Regions from separate parts of the Homo sapiens genome. Here all the other regions are linked to region 2. Evidence: read pairs that join two places in POLR2A ChIA-PET (ENCODE). Cell type or tissue: MCF 10A. All regions are shown on one strand. Each heading gives the region's core, and the rest is flanking DNA. Links, peaks and the distances in the headings are about the cores only.

Region 1 (4,567 bases), core at 706-3,205, 56 kb before region 2:
TCAAAAAAAAGGGAGGAAAGAAGGAATAAAGGAAGAAAGGAAGGAAGGGAGGGAGGGAAGGAGGGGGAGAGAGAGAGAGAGAGACGGAGAGAGAGAGAGAGAGAAAGAAAGAAAAAGGAAGGAAGGAAGGAAGGAAGGAAGGGAGGGAGGGAGGGAGGGAGGGAGGGAGGGAGGGAGGGAGGGAAAGAAAGAAAAAGAAACGTTCATTCAAATAATTTTAGTGACTGGCCCAAATTCATACAGCTAGGATGGGGACAGAGTTGGAACATTGGTCTTTCTATTCTTTTTCTTGCTTCTTGCCTTCTTAGCAAGTTGAGAATTTATTGGTAGTAGGAGAATTCTAGAACATTTGTAAAATATTATAAAAGAACATTGTAAATAACAGATCCACCCACAAATAGTGGGCTATCCCCATAAATAGTGGGACATGTTTGTTAAGGTCTGCCCTGTGATTATTGACTCTAAACCAGATTCCTATCCATTTCCAAATATTCATACTTAGTTTCTGATAACCAACAAATGAAGGCTTGTCAAACACAACAAAAACACACATAGACAAATAGGAATTAATTAAACGAAAACTCTTCTGTACACCAAAGGAAACAAACAGAGTAAATAGACAATATACAGAATGCCAGAAAATATTTGCAAACTATGCATCCAACAAAGGGCTAATATCCAGAATCTACAATGAACTCAAACAACTCAACAAGAAAAAAATATAAACTCCTTAAAAAGTGTGCAAAGGATATGAACAGACATTTTTCAAAAGAAGGCATACAAATGTATGCAGCCACAAACATATGCCACCATGCTCAACAATGCTAATCATCAGAGAAATGCAAATTAAAATCACAATGAGATACCACCTTATACCAGTAAGAATGGCTACTATAAAAAGTCAAAAAACAACAGATGTTGGAAAGTTTGCAGAGAAAACGGTGCACTTATACACCACTGGGAGGAATGTAAGTTAGTACAATCTCTATGGTAAACAGTATGGAGATTTTGCAAAGAACTGAAAATCAAACTACCATTCAATTCAGCAATCCAACTTCTGGGTATGTACCCAAAGGGAAAGAAGTCATTTATTATATCAAAAAGATACAAGTACTTGTATTTTTATTGCAGCACTACTACCAATAGCAAAGATATGGAATGAACTTAAGTGTATACTTAATGGATGACTGGATAAAGAAAATGTGGGGTAGATATAGATACACACACAAACACACATACACACACAATGGAATACTGTTTGGGTATAAAAAAAGAAAAATAATGAAATAATATCTTTTTCAGCAACATGAATGGAACTGTAGGCCATTATTCTAAGCAAAATAACCTAGAAACAGAAAGTCATATATTGCATATCCTCACTTATAAGTGGGAGCTAAACAATGGGTACACATGGACATACAGAATGAAAAACAAGAAATCGAAGACTTCAAAAGGTGGGCAGGTGGGATGGAGGTAAGGATTGAAACATTATCTAATGGGTACAATGTTCACTATTCAGATGATGGGCACACAAAAAGCTCAGATTTCACTACAACACAATATACCCATTCAAGAAAACTACACTTGTTCCTCTTAAATCTATAAAAATAAAAGTAAATTAAAAATAAAAAAGAAGGCTTGTAAAAAATAAACAAGTAAGCCTCCTATCCATTTTTCATTTTAAAAAGGTAGTTTTGGGCCGGGAGCGATGGCTCATGCTTGTAATCCCAGCACTTTGGGAGGCCAAGGCAGGCACATTGCCTGAGCTCAGGAGTTTGAGACCAGCCTGGGCAACACGGTGAAACCTCATCTCTACTAAAATACAAAAAACTAGCGGGGCATGGCGGCGGGTGCCTGTAGTCCCAGACTCAGGAAGCAGAGGCAGGAGAATTGCTTGAACCCTGGAGTCAGAGGTTGCAGTGAGTTGAGATCGTGCCACTGCACTACAGCCCAGGTGACAGAGCAAGACTCCATCTCAAAAATAAATTAAAAAAAAGATAGTTCAGGCTCAAGTGCTTCCAATGAGTTTCCACCTGGTTTCCAACCTCTACTCTATGTACACAGAGAAACGCAATTTAAATGTTGTGCAATTTTTCCTAAGATATTTCCTAACTTCTTTTTGCCATCTAAGTCTTTTCATAATTACTCAAGCCTAACATACTCAACACCTTTAGTCAGTAACATTGCATAATGAAGGAAAGATTAATTTTGATGACATTTAGTAGCATTGTCTGCATTTTTAAAATACAATTCAAAATAATGTCAGTTTTGGAAAGGGAACTGAGCTACTCACACACATAGAGACACGTATATGCACATATATGCATGTGTTTATATATGTTACATATACATATACAATGTCATGTGGTGTAATGGTAATGAGGAAATAAAATGGGATAAATAACAACTATCAATTTCTTTTGTTAGAAATATTATGAATAGCCCCTCAATAACTGCATTGACTCTCCTTATCAGCCCTTAGTAATCACAACCTGCAGGTAACTGGAAATAGTCTTGTGGTTTCCATGGTAAAACACATTATGAAATCAGCCAAGAGTACTTTTCTATTAAAGTACTCTTTAACGCAAAAAAGTATTTCTTTTCAGTTAGAAAACTCACATCCTTATGTTCAATGTTCATTTGCTGGGCCAACTCTCTGTACTTCCCCATTTTATTTAAAATAATTAAATCCAAGCAACCCCAATTTGATTTAAATGTAAGCATGAGAACCAAAATAAAAAGAAATATAGAATAATTATAAAGGTATATTTTGTCATTCGTAAATTGCAAAGAGATTCCCCCTCTTCATGCCCCCTGCCCAACTGTATGAGGTGGGCAGGCCTGAGCCAAGCCATTAAAAAGAGAAAAGAAAAGAAAGAAAAAACATGCAAAGAATAAAGCGTTTATTCATTTTTATACTATTAAATGTGTAATAAAGAGCAGAAAAATATACAGAATTTAGGCCTGTAATAAATTATCTTTGGTAAGGATTATGTATCCTTACCACTACCACCTCAGAAAAGAAAAGAAAAAAAAAAGAGCAGATGCTCCTAAATTATTTCCACGTTTTTCTTCTTACCCCACCTCCACTCCTTCCCATTATTTATAAACACACAAAAGGCCTCAAAGGTAATATAATTACGTACCTAAGTACATATACATATGTAAACAAACATACACATGTGTATGATTACATACATTATAGATATATAAAGCTGTTCATCACAAAACTATTTATAAGCTTATAATATGACTACAGGCACCTGCAACCCCACCATAAACCTAATAGCTTGCCAATCAAAACTCTTCATAACTACAACACATAAACCCTCTTCTCCTTTTCTCTATACATAAGAGTATAGAAAATACCATGTAATCTCTAACTCAAATGGGAATATTTCACTAGTCATTGTAAAATCTCGAAGGAAAATATAAAGATGCTCTGACAGTCTAGGATTACCAGGAATGGCACAGTTAAATATTATAACAAAGTCCAATATGGGGAGAAATATATGTGTTTGTGGAGAGGGAACCAATAGGTCTCAAAGAGTTGGGCTATGTTCAACAGATGAGAGTTATTTGTATGAAACTGGAAGTTACATGAACACACTAACATGCAGTGAAGGAAGCACTTTCTTTTTTTTAACTTAACACTTCCCACCAAAAACATACGATTTTAAATCAACCCTCCAAATCGTCTCTTCCATTTTGCACTTAACTGGAAGAAGTCACAATTCAGTAATGGGCACAGCTCACTGGAACACATGTATGTCTTTAAGATTTCTCTTAGTATGTAATGCACTTGCTTAAGTTACGACTTTTAATAGGCAAATTGTATAGCGTGGAATACATTTAAAGTCAAGGTGACACAATTTGAAGGAAGAAGGGAAAATGGTCACTAATATAATTTCACTTAATACAAACTTACGACAATACAAATGGGTTTTTTTAATTATTATTATACTTTAAGTTTTAGGGTACATGTGCACAATGTGCAGGTTAGTTACATATGTATACATGTGACATGCTGGTGTGCTGCACCCATTAACGCGTCATCTAGCATTAGGTATATCTCCTAATGCTATCCCTCCCCCCTCCCCCCATCCCACAACAGTCCCCAGAGTGTGATGTTCCCCTTCCTGTGTCCATGTGTTCTCATTGTTCAATTCCCACCTATGAGTGAGAACATGCGGTGTTTGGTTTTTTGTCCTTGTGATAGTTTACTGAGAATCATGATTTCCAATTTCATCCATGTCCCTACAAAGGACATGAACTCTTCCTTTTTTATGGCTGCATAGTATTCCATGGTGTATATGTGCCACATTTTCTTAATCCAGTCTATCATTGTTGGACATTTGGCTTGGTTCCAAGTCTTTGCTATTGTGAATAGTGCTGCAATAAACATACATGTGCATGTCTCTTTATAGCAGCATGATTTATAGTCCTTTGGGTATATACCCAGTAATGAGATGGCTGGGTCAAATGGTATTTCTAGTTCTAGATCCCTGAGGAATCGCCACACTGACTTCCACAATGGTTGAACTAGTTTATAGTCCCACCAACAGTG
Region 2 (4,567 bases), core at 1,116-3,615:
TTTGACCCCTATATCTCACCTTATACAAAAATCAAATCAAAATGAATTAAAGACTTAAATCTAAGACCTCAAGCTGTGAAACTACTACAAGAAAACACTGGGGAAACTCTCCAGAACATTGATCTGGGCAAAAATTTCTTGAGTAATAACCCACAAGCACAGGCAACCAAGCAAAAACGACAAATAAGATCACATCAAGTTAAAAACCTTCTGCTCTGCAAAAGAAGCAGTCAACAAAGTGAAGACACAACACACAGAATGGGAGAAAGTATTTCCAAATACCCATTTCACAAGAGATTAATAACCAAAATATAAAGAGGTCAAACAACTCTATAGGAAAACCATCTAATAATTCAATTAAAATTGGGTGAAAGATTTGAATACACGTTTTTCAAAAGAAAACATACGAATGGCAAACAGGTATATGAGAAGGAACTCAACATCATTGATCATCCGAAAAATGCAAATCAAAACTGTAATGAGATAACCTCTCACCCGAGTTAAAATGGCTTTTTTCCAAAAGTCAGCAATAACAAATGCTAGTGAGGATGTGAAGAATTGTTGGTGGGAATATAAATTAGCTCAACCAGTATAGAAAACAGTTTGGTAGTTCATCAGAAAACTAAAACTAGAGCAACCATACAGTCCAACAATCCCACTGCTGGGTATATACCCAAAAGAAAGGGAATCAGTATATTGGAGATATCTGCACTCTCTTGTTTGTTGCAGCACTGTTCACAATAGCCAAGATTTTGAAGCAACATAAGTGTCCGTCGACAGGTGAATGGGTAAAGAAAATGTGATACTTACACACAACAGAGTACTATTTAACCATAAAAAAGAATATGATTTTGTCATTTGCAACAACATGGATGGAACTGGAGGTCATTATGTTAAGTGAAATAAGCCAGGCACTGAAAGACAAACATTGCATGCTCTTATTTATTTGTGGGACCTGACAATCAAAGCAATTGAACTCATGGAGAAAAAGAATGGAAGGATGGTTACTGGATGCTGAGGTGAGGGGTATTGGGAGAGGAGGGTGGAAGTAGGGATGATTAATAAATACAAAAAATATAGAGTTAGGAAAAATGAATAAGACTTAGTATTTGACAGCACAAGAGGGGGTCTATAGTCAATAATAATTTAATCATATATTTTATAATCACAGTATAATTGAATTGTTCAGAACAAAAAGAATAAATGCTTGAGGGTATAGATACCCTATTTTCCATGATGTGATTATTATGCATCATGTACCTGTACGAAAATATCTCATATACCCCTGAAATATATACACCTACCATGTACCCGCAAAAGTTAGAAATTTGTTTTAATAAAACGTTCCTTGTTTTAGAATGACATAAAGGGATGGTACAAAATTCAACTTTTCTAGAATTCTCATAGTATTTGGATTTTTATCATAATTTTGAATGAGGATTTAAAAATCATAGCAAATGCCATCATATCATTTCTTGAGGAATCTAATGGTCTCAGTGAACACTGTAGCTTAGTCTTAATTAATAGTCAAGATGTCATTTTTCATGGCCCCTGCAAATATTCTCCTCATACAAAGTTCATGACTCAACAAGATCTCGTGTAGAAAAAAAAAATGGTGGGCTGACAATAGAATAATAGTCTGGCCCATCATGTACACAAGGTTTATTAATTAATAGCAATGTTATTCTATTTTACTTACCACTGAGCATCTAATCTCATCAAAGTGATAAGTATGCAAAAATAAAAGTATAGGATTATTAAAGAGGGTAAATTAAAAAAAACTTCAATTTTTTGAAGACTTGTTTGTGAATAAGCTCATGTAATTTCCATGATCAAGTAGGTCAATAAGCCAACTTTTCAGTTATTTACATCTTTTAAATTAAAAAGAAATTTACTATTTTAAGGTGCGTCTTTTGTTCCAAATGAAATCAAACTTCCTTATCAAAGAATGCCTTTCAGAAATACTAAGAAAAAGCAATGAGATCTCATTGTCCTTATGTAGCAAAATGTGAGAAGTTGCACAACCTGACAGAGAATGTTCTGTAATATTTTATCTCACTGTTGTCATCAAAATGTTACAAATTAGCATCATGCCAAAGTGGATGAGGTACACTTTCCAGAAAGCACTTTTTAATTGTAAGCCGATATTAAGATAGAGTGAATTATTGATTCTTATTACTAATTAGAAAATGACACAATATAATGAAACAAAAAAAATCTTCAGTAGAGGCAGCTTATACACTGTTGCAAAAATTGTGCATGTAACTCTCAAATGTCACATGAAAATATGCACATTCAAATCATAAATGGAAAGTAGAATCAAATAATTAAATCTAGAAAAATCTACATCATTAATAAGGTCATAAAGTAAGGATATATCTGACAATTTTATAATAATTTGAAAATCTAAAATAACGTGTGTGTGTGTGTGTGTGTGTGGTTTTTTGTTTCTTTTGTTGTTTTTGTTAATTTGGGGGGTGTTTTTTACTTGTTTTTGTTTTGGCTTGCAGCATTTGCAGGAAAATGGGAGGAATAATATTTTCACAACCAGTGCAACAAGGCAATTATTATGTAATTTACAAGAATGTCTAGTGTCTTCCGAAACCTGGCCAGTAATTTGCCAGGAAAACGAAACAAAAAGCAAATAGGCTGTGAGCTTAGGGTAAGAAGACAAAATGCTGACTTAAATAAGTTTATGACTCATCACTTATCCTTGCCTTTTCTAAGTGTTTTCCTGAAGGGATTCTATTTATTACTCTTTTTATAAAGTTGACACATCTTTTCTCAGAGTTAAAATATTTCTTATTGTTTTGCAGAAATGTAGTAAACCTGAAAAATACACATTAAATCAAATGTGTGAGCTTTTGAATTTTTATTATGTATAAAAATTTGATTATAAATCTTTAATTACATCACACAAGTTTATATAAACTTTTAAGAAAAGGTGTAATATCTTTGTAAACAAGTAATATCTTAATAAAACAAGTAATAGCATAAGAGGCACATTGATTTGAAATACAAATGAGGTATGCATAAGAAAGTCACACCTAAATTTGTTTTAAAAGGTATGTAAACAGTAGCTGTTTTACTTGGAAACAAAAAAAAAAATCACTGAATATAGTCCTATGTTGATCTCATTTAAAGCACAGCTTTTTAAGATCACTTGAAAACAACAGATCTTTTCCACAAGTGTTTCACATGTAATCTATTTACTTCAATAGAAGTCACAGTAAATAAATGGAATGCTCTTTCTCTTATTAATTTATATTTTTATTTTATTGCATATTTTATGCATAACCTGGCAGTAATTTAAAAAATAAAAAACACCATATTTCCCATGTTACAATGGGATACGTGGTATTTTATGCCTGCACAGAAACTCATCCCATGAATACATATATTTCATTAATTAATAGGCCATTCCTCCAATTTTGAATATTTCGATTGTTTCCAGTTTTATGCTGTTATAAATGAACTATGAATGTCATTTCAGATACGTTCTTAGGGTAGATTCCCAGAAGTGGAGTTACTTGGTCAAAGAGTAGAACATTTCAATGCTCTTGATAAATATTGACAAATCTTTTTGCAAAGGGTTGCACAAATTTACCTTCCCATTAGCAAAGTAAGAAAGTTTCTATTTTAGCAAAGTAAGAAAGTTTCTATTTTACTATATCCTCTTTCACACTAAACAGCTTAATTGTAAAAAGCACAACTAAATATGGCATTTCATTTTAATGTGCATTTCTCTGTTTTTTAGTGATGTAATCTTTCTGTGGTTAGAATATATTTCGATTGCATCTTTTCTTGATTTTCTAATTAGTTCTTTGCAAAATATTCTCTGAATTTTTTTATAATACAACAATCAATCCATTGTTGAATTTTCCCAGTGTATTATCCATCTTTTAATTTTCTATGTGTATGTATGTGTGTGCATACAGGACACGTTAAATAAGACATTTCATTCTTTTTCTTAGAAAGACTGCTTCTTCAGTCTTATTTGTAATCTTAGGAAGGTTTTCTCCATTCAGATGTTATTTGATAAATATTCTAAATATTCGATTAATTATTTTTCTTTTTAAATAATTTAATTTGCCGTATGTGATTCTTTTACATTCATTCATCTAAAAAGTTGAGTAAAATGCTTGCTTTGCATCCAGAGGAACTGCACTAAACTTGGCATAAAGCAATAGTGAACAAAACCTGATGCAGCCCCTGTGCTTGTGTAGCTTAAAATTTGCTGCAGGAGACAGCCCTTAATAAAAGGAATGTTATGCAAAAGACGACAAAACCTAAATTAGGTAAAGGGAACGGTGAAGCAGAAAAATAATCTTTCACTCAAACAATGTGGTATTAAAGAAATTAAAATGATTTTGGTGTTGTAAGGACAAATGCAAATTAAAAACAAGATGATTAATTTTCCATGTTGAAAATATGGAGACTTCTCTCTCCTCCTTTTTCTTAATTTACTTTTTAAAAATTAGAATTGTGAAGTACATCGTCTTCTCTTTGAAATGTATATAAGTCCTTTGGAAAGCTAAGTAGGCTTTTTGTCAGCTTTATGATCCAT
Region 3 (4,567 bases), core at 1,179-3,678, 61 kb before region 2:
CTCAGCCTCCCAAAGTGCCGGGATTACAGGCGCAGAGGAGCATTTTTTAACTGAAATGAGATCATCTAAAGCCTTAACAAAAATAATGAGGAATCTGGAAAACATACCACATATGGAAAAGGTAGGCGAAACTAGAAAGAATTCGTAATTATGAAGAGTTAGGAGTCACCGTTGTCTTTAAATATTTCAGTTACCAACATTATTAAAATGGAATGACACATAATGTGATTCTCTATTAAATAGAATATTAGATAAATGCACGAATTACGAATGAGAATTATCCAACTTTGAAATGGCCATCAATGTGGAGAGCTCTCCAATACCTATAAATGTGCCAAAGGCTGGACAACAGCATGCGAGCCACTGGCTTTTTTTTTTTTCCTGAGAGCAAAGGCAATTTTGCATGGTGTGAAGTCTCTCATTAAATAATTTCCTAATCCCAATCTAATTATCAAATTATGTGAAGTAAAACTCTTAATGAATCTGGCGATCTCTCTGAGTCAATATAATCATTGAGAAACATGGATTATATTAAAACATGAAATTATACAACTTTTATTTAAAGCCAAAATGCAAGCAAAATGTTTTTTGATACATGACTTATACTGGGCACAGAAAATGTCCTTTAGGCTTACTGGTTACAGTATAAAGTAGAGCTTTTTTTTTTTTAATTTGATTTAATGATAACTCTTTCTAGCAGCAAGGCATGTTAGTGACAGCGTGTACTTTTGAGACCTTCCTCAGCACCAGTTTTTTAGCACCCAGGTATTTAGTTCAGAGTTTAGTGGTTACCCTTCCCAAAGTTTTTCATGATTTAACTTATTTTAAATATAATCTCACCGCTTCCTTTTTCAAGTTTAAACTGGTTTCATCTCCTCCCTCCATTCCTTCCTCCCTCCTTTCCTTCCTTTAATCTTGCCTCCCTCTCTTCCTTCTTTTCTTCTGACCTCCCTACCTCCATCTAACTTTATCTGAATTTACTTACATCTAGTAGACTATGTTAGTGTAATCTTTCGTGTACTCTTACACTAAGTTAGTGTACTCTTTCTGGACCTTCCCCAGAACCACAGAGTTTTGATTTATGGCAAATCTGCTCTCATCACTTTTTAAGATGTCATTTTTGTCAAAGGCTTATACAAAAGTTAAAATTTAAAGTAATTTTGTTACATTTATTCAAATACCATAATAGCAATTTTATTTGATTTAAAAAGATACTGGAATTCCAATCATTATTAGGTGGTACCTTCTATTGAAATATGTTCTTGCTATTTAATAGTTATTTTTATGTTGATCAACAACATTTTATTTGGGTAAATGTTATATATTCTTTGTGACACTTATTTCTGGCTATTTTATAATTTTGGTTGCCTTTTAAATTGTTTTATTCCAATCTTTAACTTTTTGGTTTTGATATTGGAAATAGCTGCCATGTTGACCTCTCTTACATGTGATTTTTTTTTCACATTTATTACTTGGGTTTGCTAGACAGACAGTTATGGACATGTTCTTTAATATTTCTACAGTAAGACCTCACTTAATGTCATCCATAGCTTCTTTGCGACTTTAAGAGAAATGATAGATAGGCCAGGCACGGTGGCTCACACCTGTAATCCCAGCAATTTGGGAGGCCGAGGCGGGTGGATCACGAGGTCAGGAGATCGAGACCATCCTGGCTAACATGGTGAAACCCCAGCTCTACTAAAATACAAAAAATTAGCCGGGCATGGTGGTGGGCACCTGCAGTCCCAGCTACTCTGGAGGCTGCGGAAGGAGAATGGCGTGAACCTGAGAGGCAGAGGTTGCAGTGAGCCGAGATCGTGCCACTGCACTCCAGCCTGGGCGACAGAGCAAGACTCTGTCTCAAAAAAAAAAAAAAAAGAAATGATAGATAACAAATCCAATTTCACCATAGGCTAATTGATGTAAACAAGAGTTAGGTTTCTACTGGCCACAAAAATGTCACCAAACTTCTAAATAAAAACCAAAATACTTTTGATATTAAATGTCGAAATAAATATGAGCTATACATACATTCAAGAAAGATTAGTGAAAACAAGCAAGGTTATTTACCCACTTGTTCCAGTTCAGGGTGGTAGGTGGCCAGAGCCCATCCTAGCAGCTCAAGGGGCCAGGCAGGATCCCACCTGGACGGGACGCCATCACATTGCAAGACACACTCAAACATCAATACTCATGCTACGATCATTTAGACACACGAATTCACCTAACTTGCACGTTTGGCATATGGGAGGAAACTGCAGTAACTGAAGAAAACCCACGCAGACATGGACAGAATGTGCAAACTGCACACAGACAGTCACCCCAATCAGCAATAGATTTTTTTTCTCAACAATATTATAACAAAACAATGTTGAATGAAATGGCATTATTTAAGGAACTACTGCATTTACATTTCATTGTTTATGCCTTACTACATTGACTAGCACTTTTGGGGGGAAAAAAGTCAAATAATTGTGTTGTCCCTTTCTTATAAGAGGATGCCTCTAGTGTTTTAGCAGCAATTAATTACACTTGGCCCTTTGTATCCATTAAGTTCCACATCTATGTATTCAACTAGTTGCAGATAGGAAATATTTGGGAAGAACAAAAAACAACATCTGTACTAAACATGTACAGACTTGTTTTTCTTGTCATTATTCCCTAGACAATACAATATAACAGCTATTTACATAACTTTCATGTTTTATTAGGTATTTAGTAGTACTTAGGTACTACTAAGTGCTATTTCCCTCCTAATTTTCCTAATGATACAGATCTGTTTTTCTTGTCATTATTCTTTAGGCAATACAGTATACCAACTATTTACATAACTTTTATATTTTATTAGGTATTATAAGTAATCTAGAGATAATGTAAAGTATAATGGAGGCTGTACATAGATTATTATGCAAATCTTATGCCATTTTATATGAGGCACTTGAGCATTGTGGATTTTGGTATCCACAGAAGTCCTGGAACCAATCCCCATGATTACTGAGGAACAATTGTATTTTGTTGATATTGGGATTGCTTAAATATTTACACTTTACTAAAAATTATATCAGTAATGGATGGGTATTGATTGTTATTAAAAAAAACCTATATCGAACCTATCAAGTTAATAGTATATTGTTCCTTTTCATGTACTGATTTGGTGAATTACTTCAACAGTTTTCCTATGATGCAATTGTTTTTGTCTATCCTGGAATAAGTTGTCTTTGTGACGGTAAACTATTCAGGTAATTTACTGTTGGATTCATTTTCCTATACTTTTTCAGGAGTTTTTCTTCTACAGTAATAATGATGTGATGTCTTTTTTAGATTATTCTAGTATCTTCGAATATGAATTGAACAACTCCAGATTTTTCTATGGTCTGAAACAATTTAGATACTGCAGAGATGTTTTTTGCAACTGTCATCAATTTTTCCTAATGATATCAACTACCTTAATGTTGATTTTAATTTGATACTTTTTTTTCATTTTCCTTTTATTCTTTTGTTCTGGTACTTGAGTTCAATGTAAAATTTACCCGGAATCTTGTTAAAATGCAATTTTCCTGATTCACTCTTAAAATTCTTATTCAATAAATTTAAATCAGGCCTCGTCATTTTAATAACAGGAAAAATAATTCTGATCCAGGCTGTCAATGCACCATTCTTTCAGAAACACTAGTTTGCTTTTTTCTAGTGCCAGTGCCTTGATACCTATTTAGGATATCAAACTTTTGTGGATAGTCTCTTTTAAATCTTACAGTAGACATAGATCACTATCAGAGGAAGGTTCTTCCTCTGTGTCTACTTCTTACTACCAAGTGCTTTTTCCCTCCCTCTTTCTTCTAATTCTGCAATATTGGTCATGGAGTCCATATATAAGATTTTTATTACTGTACTCATCTCAAACAAGGGATTATCTGCCTGGACCTTCTGGTCTCAGCAGGCAGATTCAATGGATGCACAGAAGTCTTGTCCTCTATTTATTTGATGTTCATTGTCCTTTGGAAAATGTACATCTGAATGGTGAGTTAATATACATAGCTCCCAGTACAACTTGCATTTCTAAGAACTTTTCAGCTGGAGTTATTTCTGTGCTTCTAGATTGTGGCATCCTGCTAATTCCGTGTTTGGTGATCTGACTTTGATCAGTAAGGAGAAAGCATACTGCCAAGGTTATCTCACTCTGTTTTCACTACTAACAAAAATAAAAATTATACCTTTCCAAATGTATCACATTATTCTCAGTTTACTCCTATTTTTTCTAAGGTCATTGTGATGGAATGAATTATGTCCCCCTAAAAGAAAAAGTCCTAGCTCTCATGACCTCAGAATTCAAACTTATTTGGGAATGAGGTCATTGCAGATATAATTAGTTAAATTAATATGAGGGTATACTATAATAGGGTGAGCCCTTAATCAAATATGACAGATGTCTTTATAAGAAAAGAAAAATTTGCACACAGACACATATGCAGAAGGAAGATGGTCATATGAAGACAAAGGCAGAGATTGAGTTATACTTTCAAAACTCAAGGAACACCTGGGACTACTAGAACCTGGAAAAGACAAGGAA

Evidence for each region. Peaks named below come from ENCODE experiments on the same cell type or tissue, not always from the same donor. Only the 100,000 strongest peaks of a DNase experiment are listed, where the experiment ranks them.
Region 1: POLR2A ChIA-PET joins it to region 2 with 5 read pairs; 2 of 35 experiments call an interaction of 5 or more read pairs at or near these places.
Region 3: POLR2A ChIA-PET joins it to region 2 with 6 read pairs; 4 of 35 experiments call an interaction of 5 or more read pairs at or near these places.

The regions. Positions count from the first base shown.
Region 1 is chr1:196,500,140-196,504,706 of GRCh38, forward strand. The region is part of intron 1 of KCNT2 (potassium sodium-activated channel subfamily T member 2); the gene reads right to left. Among named protein-coding and RNA genes, the nearest start is that of MIR4735, 80 kb to the right of the region's middle. In MCF 10A, for the core only: no CTCF peak of the experiment used is centred there; a DNase peak (open chromatin) is centred at 2,092.
Region 2 is chr1:196,555,965-196,560,531 of GRCh38, forward strand. The region is part of intron 1 of KCNT2 (potassium sodium-activated channel subfamily T member 2); the gene reads right to left. Among named protein-coding and RNA genes, the nearest start is that of MIR4735, 24 kb to the right of the region's middle. In MCF 10A, for the core only: no CTCF peak of the experiment used is centred there; a DNase peak (open chromatin) is centred at 2,637.
Region 3 is chr1:196,494,606-196,499,172 of GRCh38, forward strand. All of the region lies in intron 1 of KCNT2 (potassium sodium-activated channel subfamily T member 2), which reads right to left. Among named protein-coding and RNA genes, the nearest start is that of MIR4735, 86 kb to the right of the region's middle. In MCF 10A, for the core only: no CTCF peak of the experiment used is centred there; no DNase peak of the experiment used is centred there.